Regions from separate parts of the Homo sapiens genome. Here region 2 is linked to region 1. The links are chromatin loops, found by intact Hi-C in ENCODE. Cell type or tissue: Calu3. All regions are shown on one strand. Links, peaks and the distances in the headings refer to the core of each region. The heading gives the core; the rest is flanking DNA.

What was found. Hi-C counts contacts between places; a loop is a spot of excess contacts. Peaks named below come from ENCODE experiments on the same cell type or tissue, not always from the same donor. Only the 100,000 strongest peaks of a DNase experiment are listed, where the experiment ranks them.
Region 2: a loop joins it to region 1, with 4 times the contacts of the local background. A loop is called at or near these places in 3 of 110 quality-filtered maps.

The regions. Positions count from the first base shown.
Region 1 is chr1:80,214,899-80,220,259 of GRCh38, forward strand. No RefSeq gene overlaps it. Among named protein-coding and RNA genes, the nearest start is that of LINC01781, 320 kb to the right of the region's middle. In Calu3, for the core only: a CTCF peak has its summit at 2,676 (motif pointing right); a DNase peak (open chromatin) is centred at 2,683.
Region 2 is chr1:80,532,403-80,537,796 of GRCh38, forward strand. It overlaps LINC01781 (long intergenic non-protein coding RNA 1781), which reads left to right and starts at 3,353. Exons shown (of 3, transcript NR_125941.1): 1 at 3,353-3,540. In Calu3, for the core only: no CTCF peak of the experiment used is centred there; DNase peaks (open chromatin) are centred at 2,439 and 3,169.

The DNA.
Region 1 (5,361 bases), core at 1-5,000:
GACTTTTTTAAAAAAATTATTTAGCTCTCTAAAGTATCTGTATATGAAATCTTTTCTCTGGGACTATATAGGTATTCTAGAGAAACATCTTTGAATCTTCTACCTGAGAGGAGAAGTAACGCTTTCGAATACTCTGAAAGCATGGAAGGGAAGTGGTTTCACATCTCATAGTTCAGCAGGTAGATTTCACTTCCATTTTATTTATTTTTTTAACCCAGTCCTCAACCTTGCCCTCTACTTTGCATAGGATATCAGTTGTGTGACTTGGGGGCAGGACCTTAGTGTGGTCCATTTCTTCTCTTTACAAACTCCTAACATATTCCCTGATGTTAGTGGGAACTTCACCCTCACCTTCCCTATGACCTGTACTTTCAAACCTTGAGGCTCGCAGAATTTCACAAGGGTAAATTGCCATACTTTTCCTGGTCATCTCTTCCCTTAGGCATTTATGTTGTAACTTTCTATACTCTGCACTATTATCACTTCCGCATTTGCCTTATCTCTTCCAAAAAAGTGTTGACATCATTCCTTTATTGTTGCCTTTTCCTCTTTTCTCTCTGTCTTTATGTACTCCTTAACTACAGTTTTGGTGGAGTTGCATGTTTTATAAATAGTAAACACTTTTAGGGCATGCATCATATTTTCTTTAGTTTTCTTCACCAGTATCTAGGACAGTGTGTGGCACAAAGTAAGAGTTTAAAAAATCGGTTAGTTTTTAAGAACTGACATTGATATAAGTATTTATTAAACTACAACAGATTTTGAATATTAGAGCATCTTTCAGGATTGATACAATTAATTTTTTTAAATGGCCATTTTGTCCAAGTGGAGTGACTTTTTCTAATCTTATCTGTCTGCAGATTTCTTATTTATCCTTCAAAATGTTGGCTTGGTCACCATCAAGTCATCACTTCTAATATAACTTGTCTCAGAATTATTCTCTATTTGATACTGTGTTTTTATATTGCATATATACTTATGATAGAATACATCAATATGTAAGTATTTGTTTTTATGTCACTGAAAGCAAAAACTTAATCTTCTCTGGATTTTCAGCTCTAGAAAAAAATATATCTGATGCAGAATCAGAACTCCACAAATATTTACTAAACTGTAATGAAATGAGTATTTTCTTCCAGGTATTATAGGAATGAACAGAAAACCGGGTATTCGTATTGCTGCCAGTTGATTTTAGCCATTTCAACATAGCCACAAAGCCCAGGGAATTTGGTTTTGGTTTCCCAAAAGGCTTTCATTGTTGGTTTTATTGCCAGAAGAAAAAGTATATTTTCCTACAAAGGAAATGAGGACAAATAGAAAACAAATTGTCCTCTTACAAAGTTTTAAAACATATACCCAAATCAGAATTAGTCCCTTGATTGGATTTACTCTATTAATTTTAAATCATCCAATAGACCACTTGGCTGACTCACCATGTGGAAAGTCAGAGTAGATTATCTAGTCAACCTTTTATTGTCTATATTTTTCAATAGATACTTCAGCAATTGAGATTCAACAATTTTTCCTAGTACATTTCTATCCTGAATGTGTGTGTGGGTGTGGGTGTGTGTGTGTTTACACACACATCAGTATGTGATACGGGGTCAAATGCTTCACTGTATTTTAAACAAGGGAGAATTTATCATTTCATACAGGCCAGAAAGAATTTTTCCCTCTATGGTTAGATGATTTTTAGGTTTTCACACTTGCAGTGGAAACTTACTTTTTATAGAAAAAGCAACACCTATCCGTTGTAGAAAATGTCTTATGGTTTGGGGATGGGGAAAAAATGAGGTGGTGAATGAAAAATGATTTGCTCCTCTGTCAACCTTCAAAGAGGTGATTTTTCTGTAGTCTGGTCGGCAACGAGATTTACTTTGATTCAACTCTATCAGCAGCAGGCCAAAGAGCATTGTTTCTTTTCTTTCTCTTCTATGTTTTGTTTTTCTTTAATTTGAAATTAATCAGATCAAGCATTGCTATCCTGTACCGTGTAGGTGATAGGAAATAAGAAAGCCAACTTACAGTTGTGGCCTGGATTACTATGCTTCACTATTATTGATTGGGGCAGTTACAGTATTGCTGGTTGAATTTTAAATGAGGCCTGATGCACCCAAGCATGTGTGGTAATCGAAATACAACTTCAGACATTTTAGCAATTAGAGAAAAAAAAAAGCAATTGGTCTGAAGCTAGTTGGAAATACAAATTGCATGTCAAATGAATACACTATGTTCTCTTTGCTGGAAAAAATATGATGGAGAAAGTTTAGGGAGATAGAATGAAGATTCAGTAGTTAACAGTGCTGTAAGATAATTAGCTTTTCTGCATTATAAAGCCTAACCTTTGTTCAATGATTATTGAAATAATATAGAATTATTTAAATGGTAACAGTTGAGTTTGAAAATGGTTGACTTCTATAGAAATGCATGTTAGCCAAAGTGCTATGATTGAGGAATATGTATCTGCATTTATGCATTTCACATATGTCTACATTTCCTAGAATAAAATTATTTTTCAACATAATTAACAATGTATCTATTGTATTCTCTCTATAAAGATTTCTTTCACCCCACTGATTGAGTAGAAAATAGACTCTGTTTTAAATATGCCCTATTTTACCTAAGCTGAAACAGCAGGAGTGTCTTGTCACTAGAGGGCAGCCATAATCTGCTACAGTCCAAAAGATCTTCCTGGATATCCAAGTCCAATTGCGAATGTGAAAGGCGTGATTTGGAATCAGTGAACTATTTTTCAACTATACTTATTTTAGAAAGGGAACATGACCGGCCATGTTCAGACAACCAACCAGAAATGATCTGATTAAAAGTCAAAGCAAACAGACAATTGCAATACTGTTTGCTTGAATTATGGGAAATATATACCTCAGTTATCACAGAAAAAAACCTGATTGTAATGTTTTAAAAGAAAAAAATGTGAGTTTTTATGGGCACAGATTGGCCTTGTCCCCATTTCTATCGGTTTGTTGTTGCCACCAGGGAACCAAAGTTCCAGGCAAAGAAAAAAAGATCACTGAACAAATAACTGTGAAATGCCTATGAGGCTGCTCATTTCTTCAAAATTTAGTTAGTTCAAATGCATGTAGATCTATTAGAAGGACTGGGAAATCAGAAACAAATGAACACTTCATATCAACAGATGTTACTAGGATTTTGTAACTGGGGTAAATGTATTCCATGCCAACCTAAAAATGATCCCTGCCAAGTAAACCTTACACATGGTAGAGTTTAAATCTCTTGCCTTTAAAGGGATCTCCACGTCCAGCCAATCTGAATTAAAGATGAGTACCCATTAGTATTATGCAGACGGTTCAGCTTCTGTCCTTTCCCTTAGAACTGTATACCTGCTTATTTAAAAATGATTTTCAGGATCTTTTGATCCCAGTAGAGGTCAGTAGTGAGCAGACCTTGTAGTCCATGGTATTCACTGTCTCTCACTGGTAAGGATACTTGATATAGGTGATTTTTAGCACCTTCTGTGAAATATACAAGAAAAGTGATGTTATCCTGCTAAACAAGTATGTTTTCTATCTTTGCTCTGTTCCACAGAAAATTCCACAGCCACTCTATTCCACTAGTCACAAGGCAGTCCAGTTGAAAAAATATGGAGAGAGAAATGAAACTATTTGTATGGTAGAAAAATAACTTTAAACACATATTTTAAATAAAAATAACTTTAAACACATGCGTTATTAATACTTTGTCTTGTAACTACAATGAGATCAGTTTTCCCTGAAGGAATGAATCAATGATGAATGAATAAATGAATGAATGGGGTTAATATCACCTTCAAGTAAGCTCTGCATTTTTGAAGGAATATGTATATGGCAGAGTAAACACACATACTACCTTTTTTTCAGATGTCCATAGATTCTTCTGTGCTTTATAATTTAAAAGTATTCCAGAATTCGTAGTTGCATTTTGTTATTTTATATGTATTCCAATCAACATTCACTGAGTGTAAAACTACATTCATGTGAAGGTCCACAAAGATTTAAAGAAATTGGCAAGCTTTCTTTCAGGAATCCAAGTTAAATTTCACACAGCTGTGAACAACAAAAGTATTGCTCTTGGTATGACCTATCTATGGGGGTTTGCTGCTTTTCTCCACTAACCATTTTGAATTTCACAACCACTTTGTAACATGCATCGAACATAAGAATAATGGGGTTTGAAAGTTGTAAAATTATGTTTACTTTGCTAAGCCAAAGTTTTAATTCATCCCACATATTTTACAGTGTCTAGAATGAGTTTTGGTATACATTATTTTTATACTCTTACCTTAAAGTAAAACATGGCAAAGCCTAACAAAAACTAAAGTTATTTAATTTCCTCAAAAATGGTAATGTAGTTTAAATTGAAAGAAACTGATTTGATGTTAAAAGACTTGACTTTCCATACTGGTAGTGTGACCTTAAACTAGACACTTTTACCCTTGGCCTCATTTCCTTGTCTGTAAAACGAGGTAGGTTAGACAGGCTGATTTTATAGGTTTGATCCTACTCTCATAATGTACTTCTCTTTGGCACCTACTTGATTATGCCTTGTGCATTGTCATTTGTGTACTTGTTTTCTCTCTTCATAGAATACAAGCTCCATCCTTGAAAGCAAAGAATGCTTCAGTCATCACACAGTAGCTAGCAAAGGAACTGGCACATAACTGATGGGAGAGCAGTAAATATATGTGGAAATGAAAGCAGGATATAGGAGTATTATCTTATTCTAGAGGTGGAGTACATTTCTCTGTGTTTTCTACAATTACCCATCAGCACAGCATTGAAACTAACACAGTGTGGTAACTACCATTTCTATACTTCTATTTCATTGATGTTAAAATGAAAGACAGCCAGTAGAAAAATGTGCAATTACTAAGATATCAGAGCTTTTAAAATGTATACGTAGAAGTTGATTGAAAAGTTCCGCCTTCTATTTTGGAATGTTTTAAAGTTATCAAAGATTCAAAGATCCTTTTGTTCCCCCAAGAATTAAATTCTATTGCAACCCAGAAGAGCTGAACTCTATTCTGTAACTTTCCATTTTGCAAACTTCCCACTTCTATCTGATGTTTTCTGGACATTTTAATCTTTGTAAATAGATGTATTTCTGCTCCATAATGTCAGCGTATGTGAGTCAATGATTTAATCATTGAGTTTATGAGAAGTGGTCATACCTAGGATATCTCATACATTCCCTCTTTGTAGAAGAGGAGGATGTATAAAATAGATACATCCATCCTACATTGATACTTGATATAGATAACCTATATCAAGTATCCTTACCAGTGAGAGAGTGTGAATATCATGGACTATGTCTTCTCATTACTGATTTCTACTGGGCTCATAT
Region 2 (5,394 bases), core at 307-5,306, 320 kb after region 1:
CAAAACCATTTCTTATGGTGACCTTTTTCTCTCAGGCTAGTGTATACACAAGCACAAGTATTTATTTGGAAGGAATAGGAGCTACAAGAAGTGGTTTTGGAGCACTTTAGTGTTGCTCTTACCCAAATCTGACCCAATTCAGCTCAGGATATTACTATATAAAGCCTATTAAAATAGTGATAGTTTATTTCAAATATAGGAAATTATATAGAGTCTTTTGACATAATGGGATAGCCAGATGAGTAATAGAATTGGAATAATTTGTCCAAAAAAAGTAAAAAGTAAAAAGAAATTTAGGAAATAGAGAAATTGATGATTAATTGTGGAAAGCAAGAACTTTCACAAATGGCAGAATAAATTCTTAGAACCGTATACCCTAAATACTTTTTTGGAACGAACAGAGGATATAACATTATTCATATATATAAACACGCACCTTTAGAAGCAAATGAACATTACCAAGAAGATAAAGCACCAATAAATGCTCAAACTTCTGTATACTTCCTTTAGGAATCAGGAACATAGAAGATATAAATGACACCAAGCAAGAAAACAAAGCCCAATGATAATCTAGTTAGACAAGGCAAATCTATGCATACTTTTCATTCATTTAGGAAAGATCCAGCTGTCTCTTACTATGCACCCAGCACCATGCTAATTTAGAGAGAGAAAGCAGTGAAGCAAACAGGAACAATTCTTTCTCTCTTCAATTTTAGAGCCTTGTCACTGAGGCAGACATTGTAACAAAACAAAATAAAACCAACCCCCCTCCTCCCTATACCTCCAAAGTACACACTAGGTTATAGGCTGACGGCAGGGGGACCAGGGTTTGTATTTTTGCTCTATCATTGACTAGCTCTTTAACCTTGGACAAATCACATCTTTAAGCTTCAGTGTCTATAATGAAAGGTTAATAATAGACCTCAGTATTCGAGTTATTGTGAAGATTAAATGATTCATGATAAATTGCTGACTCATTGACTAGCACATAGTAAGTATTTAATGTTAATATTTTACTGTATAAGTAGATATGCTGTGTTAATTGAAAGAAAAACACAAGGTGTTTTGAGAATATATAACCAAGGAATCTAATTAAGATTCCATACAAATAGTGCAATCTTATACTAAACTAAAACTACCCAGTTTTCTGTATACTTATGCTTTCTGTAAACTATATGGAGTTGAGGCTTCCAGGGACTCTATGTGAGACTGCCAGCTTTGGTTTTTCTAATCTGACATTAGTAAGGTAACACTGAACGATTTACCCTAGTTCTGAAGCAGAATCGTAACATAAAGGACTGCCAGTATGTCCCCTGGTCTTGTTGGCTGGAAATGTTATTTTCATACAACCATTTTCATTTTTAGTCGAGCAGCATTGAAACTTTCCAGATTCCTTGCTGTTTGGCAAATGTTTTAATTGGTTATATTTTGCTACCCTGGGCACACTATTAGACAAAATTGCAACAAAAGACATCAATAAAAAGCAGAAAGCTTCAGATTGTTAAAATCGTGAATGTTATTAATACTATTAAAATGCTAATTGCTGTTTAGAGGAGATTCAGTTGCAATTCTAAAGGAGGAAATGCTTAGGCTGCAGGATCTGAGGCATGGATTGTTTGTTCCCTAAAGGGGAGAAAATTCACTTTTGTTTAATTTATAGGAACAAGAAGGCATTCCAAGGAGGTACACTGAAGTGACTGTAGACCTCCTAGGGTCAGAGCCACCTTCAGCTTCACCCCCACCCTAGGTGGTCCTTAATTGCCACTACAGACTGCCTGGCTGGAACTTATTGTTTGCACTGCACATGACCTTGGATGAAAACTAGAGCGCTATGAATTAATCCCTGTAATATTTTGTGTTTAACATCTGTGTTGTCACCAGCTATTATTCAGAGGACAAGAAAAAAAAATAGCCAGATCTATCTCCTATTACATTTTTTTTTAAGTCTACACTATTGTTTCCCAAGGACTCCCTAAATGGATCACCTATAAATGAGTGAATCCATTCATTTTCTTTATTTTCTGAAACAAAAGTCTACAGAATTTAGGGGATAATACCAAAACCAAATAAGACTATTTTTTCAATAATAGGAATCCCCCAGATATCTGTTTCCTCTATCTATATTGCTATCATCTGTCTTTTCTTTTCCAGTATCTGTTTTAAAATAGGGGAGGATTCCAAAGCACATATATCAAAATAAAATGATTTCATGTATCAGTTACGGCTTTATTCATTGATGAAATGTAGTCACCACAGGGAGAAATGTAGCAACAACTTAGCATCCAGAAATAATACAGAACACTGTGCTGCATTAAATGAAAAATACCTGCAAGAGGAAGTGAGTTAATAAAAATTCAATTACTCAAATGGGAACTTTTCCAAGACCCCAGGGTTAACACCTAGATTAAACTCTCACTCTCACTCTCTCTCTCTCTACACACACACACACACACACACACATGCACACACACACACCTGGCTTTATTAGTTGTCAGAAGTGTTTAAAATACTCCTTTTCCTTTTATATAAATACAAGAGATACATTTATGGCTAAAATAGTTTTTATATCATCAAGCTGAGAACTAGTTTTACATAGGAAGCTAACAATAACAACAATAATAATCACAAGGATTAGAAAGAAAATGACAAAGTGTGTTGGACACGACACAGAACATTTGAAGGCAGACCCCAACACTAGGCTGTAAAATTAAGTAATGAACAGTCACTGTAGAGGGCAGAGTGACTCACAGAAGAGTCAGATCTTTGGTCTTTGATTTCATAGCTCCTTCTTAGATCTTCTCTTAGAGGTTATGGAAAGGAATGATCATCTTGTGAGGCTATTTAGGGAATCTGAACATAAAAGAAAATAGAGTTACAGATGGGTGTTAAGAGACCATTTTACTCTACTTCAATAATGTGAAAAACAGAGTAATTAGCATGGAGAAAAAAATAAGTAAATATGAGCCTAGAATACATCCTATACAGAACTTGAAATATTTTTATAGCCCTAATGTGTACTGAACTTATGTGGAGAGAATAATTTCAGAATGATATATTTAGTTGGGGAGCCACACAAACTGGGCTCTCTTAGATGCTAACTGATTATGGGAAGCAAGAAGTGAGCAGCATGGAAAAGAAATGGTAAGAATTTAGTTGGAGGAGGAAGACATCTGGAGGTTCGGCCCCAGTTAAAAATTCATAGGCAAATCCTGCTGGAAAGGGAGTTAGCAGTTTAATGAATAAGTTATTATCTAAACCCCAGGAGGTTAAATGTTAACAGAAAGGACTTCAACAATGATGTCTTAAGTGCTCCTAACTAGACACATAATGTTTAGTGTGCTGCCATTTTTTCTGAGTGTTAGTTTTAAATAGACTATTGACAAATTACAGATTTTTTTCACGTATTGAAATTATATTCCAGATGATTTTGAGATTTACTGGTATAATATTCTCCTCATGAGGTAGGATGGAAGGGAAGAAATAGAGAAAAAATGTTCTGCTCTGAAATAAATGTGGTGTTTCCTGACAGCGTTTGTCAAGGTAAGGTGTTGTCTTTAAAATGGGACATCTAGTTTCAATTTACATTATGCTTATTTCTAAGACTTCTATTTTTTGAGTTTTATGAGTAGATTCTGCTTTTCTCTATCATTTATTCAGATTATGACCACATGTGGCACTTTCTTGTATGGAGTGGTGAAAGTGGGGAAGGAAGAGAAAAGATATTTTACAGTAATGTCATATAGTAATCCTGTTAAGATTGGAGTTTATGAAAAAAAACACGAGATAAAACATTATTGTGATATTTCTTATATCAAAGTAGAATTTTCTTTCCCTCAATTATTTTTATGTTTTAAAAATGTTTTTCCCTCTTTTTGTCAAAGGCAGCCTCAATAATAGTTATCATATCTCAGTGTTTATGTTCTTAAGGCTTTCAATATTATTAATCAATCTTTCTATTTTTTTAGTAGATCACAAGTTTTAAAGAGTGTATTTTAATATAATACTCCTATTATAGGCCTATAAAATATTTAATTAAGAGAATATAATTTTCTTACTACGTTTCTGTGATTATTCATACCCCGCTCCCTCTTCCCAGAACACTTACTTGCTCCATTAGATTCTTACACAGGACCCTTTCTTTTTCCTATCGTAATTCCCAGCATAATGTGTTATCTCGCAGCCACTTTTTCAAAGTATATTTCCTTAGACTTAATTAGATTAAGAAAAGAGCAGTAACTAAGGCTTCTACCTCTTAATGAAAGCTTCCTTAGCTTTACAAATACCAGGCCAGATCTCTGAAGTTACTGTTTGAAAAGGCCCGATTCTAAAGCACTTTTATCCACATTTGACTCTCTTGAGGCATTTGTTTTTTCCACTTCAACTCACTTAATTGCACATGTCCCCAGTCAGACTGCCTAAAGAGAATGACTGTGTCTATCTTGGTCAGTTTTTACCCCAGCACTTAACACAGAGTCTCAAATAATGCAGGCAAACAACAAATATTTGTTATATTAATTCAGATTCTATATAACGTAGAAAGCAGAATCAATCATCAACGTAATAGATTCTGCTTAATTATAAAGAAATAATTTAAAATAACAATAATAATGATGATGATAGTTAACATTTATCAAATCTTCCCTAAGTGCCTCAGACTTTTCTAACCATTTTGTACAGATTAAGTATCACAAGTCCAAGAGGTAAATGCTATTTTAAACTTTACTTTATAGAGGAGAAAACTGATCACAGCAAGTTTGAGGACATAGTCTTTAGTCAAACACCCAGTAAGGGGTAGAGGTGATACTGACACTGTGTTAACACTTTTAAGCCTCTGACATTTTATTTGTAAAGCAGCTGCTTAATATATCTAAATAACTAAACCTCCCTTGCATTCCTTTTACTACCTATCATGCAGTTACTAATTCAATAAGATCTTTATTATGCCTTAATATTCTATATTTCTCTTCCTAATTTTCTTTTAGAGAAGTGAACTGTATACAAATGAACTATCCTAATCATTTTCAAGTTATTATGCATGCCCCTACTCATTTGTTAGAAAACTCTTTTCTCTTAATTATCTTTTCTCACAATAAATTGATTAAAGCTCATATTATACATATTAGTTTCTTAATTTCTTCCTGCTAAGATTAACCCATGATTATTTGAGAAACCTTCAGATTTGTCCTTGCAAACTTGAACTGCCTCTGGTTAATTGGTTCCTTCTACAGTTCTTCCTTTCTACCACTGACTTGCAGTTACCTCCAGTTATTGAGCAGCTACTTACAAAGTTATTTGATATTTGAATCCCTCTTTTCTAGAAGACATGCAATCTGTTACGCTTTAATTAGCAGGATTATCCTAGGCTATACCTGTCTTCTTCACTAACAGAATTTC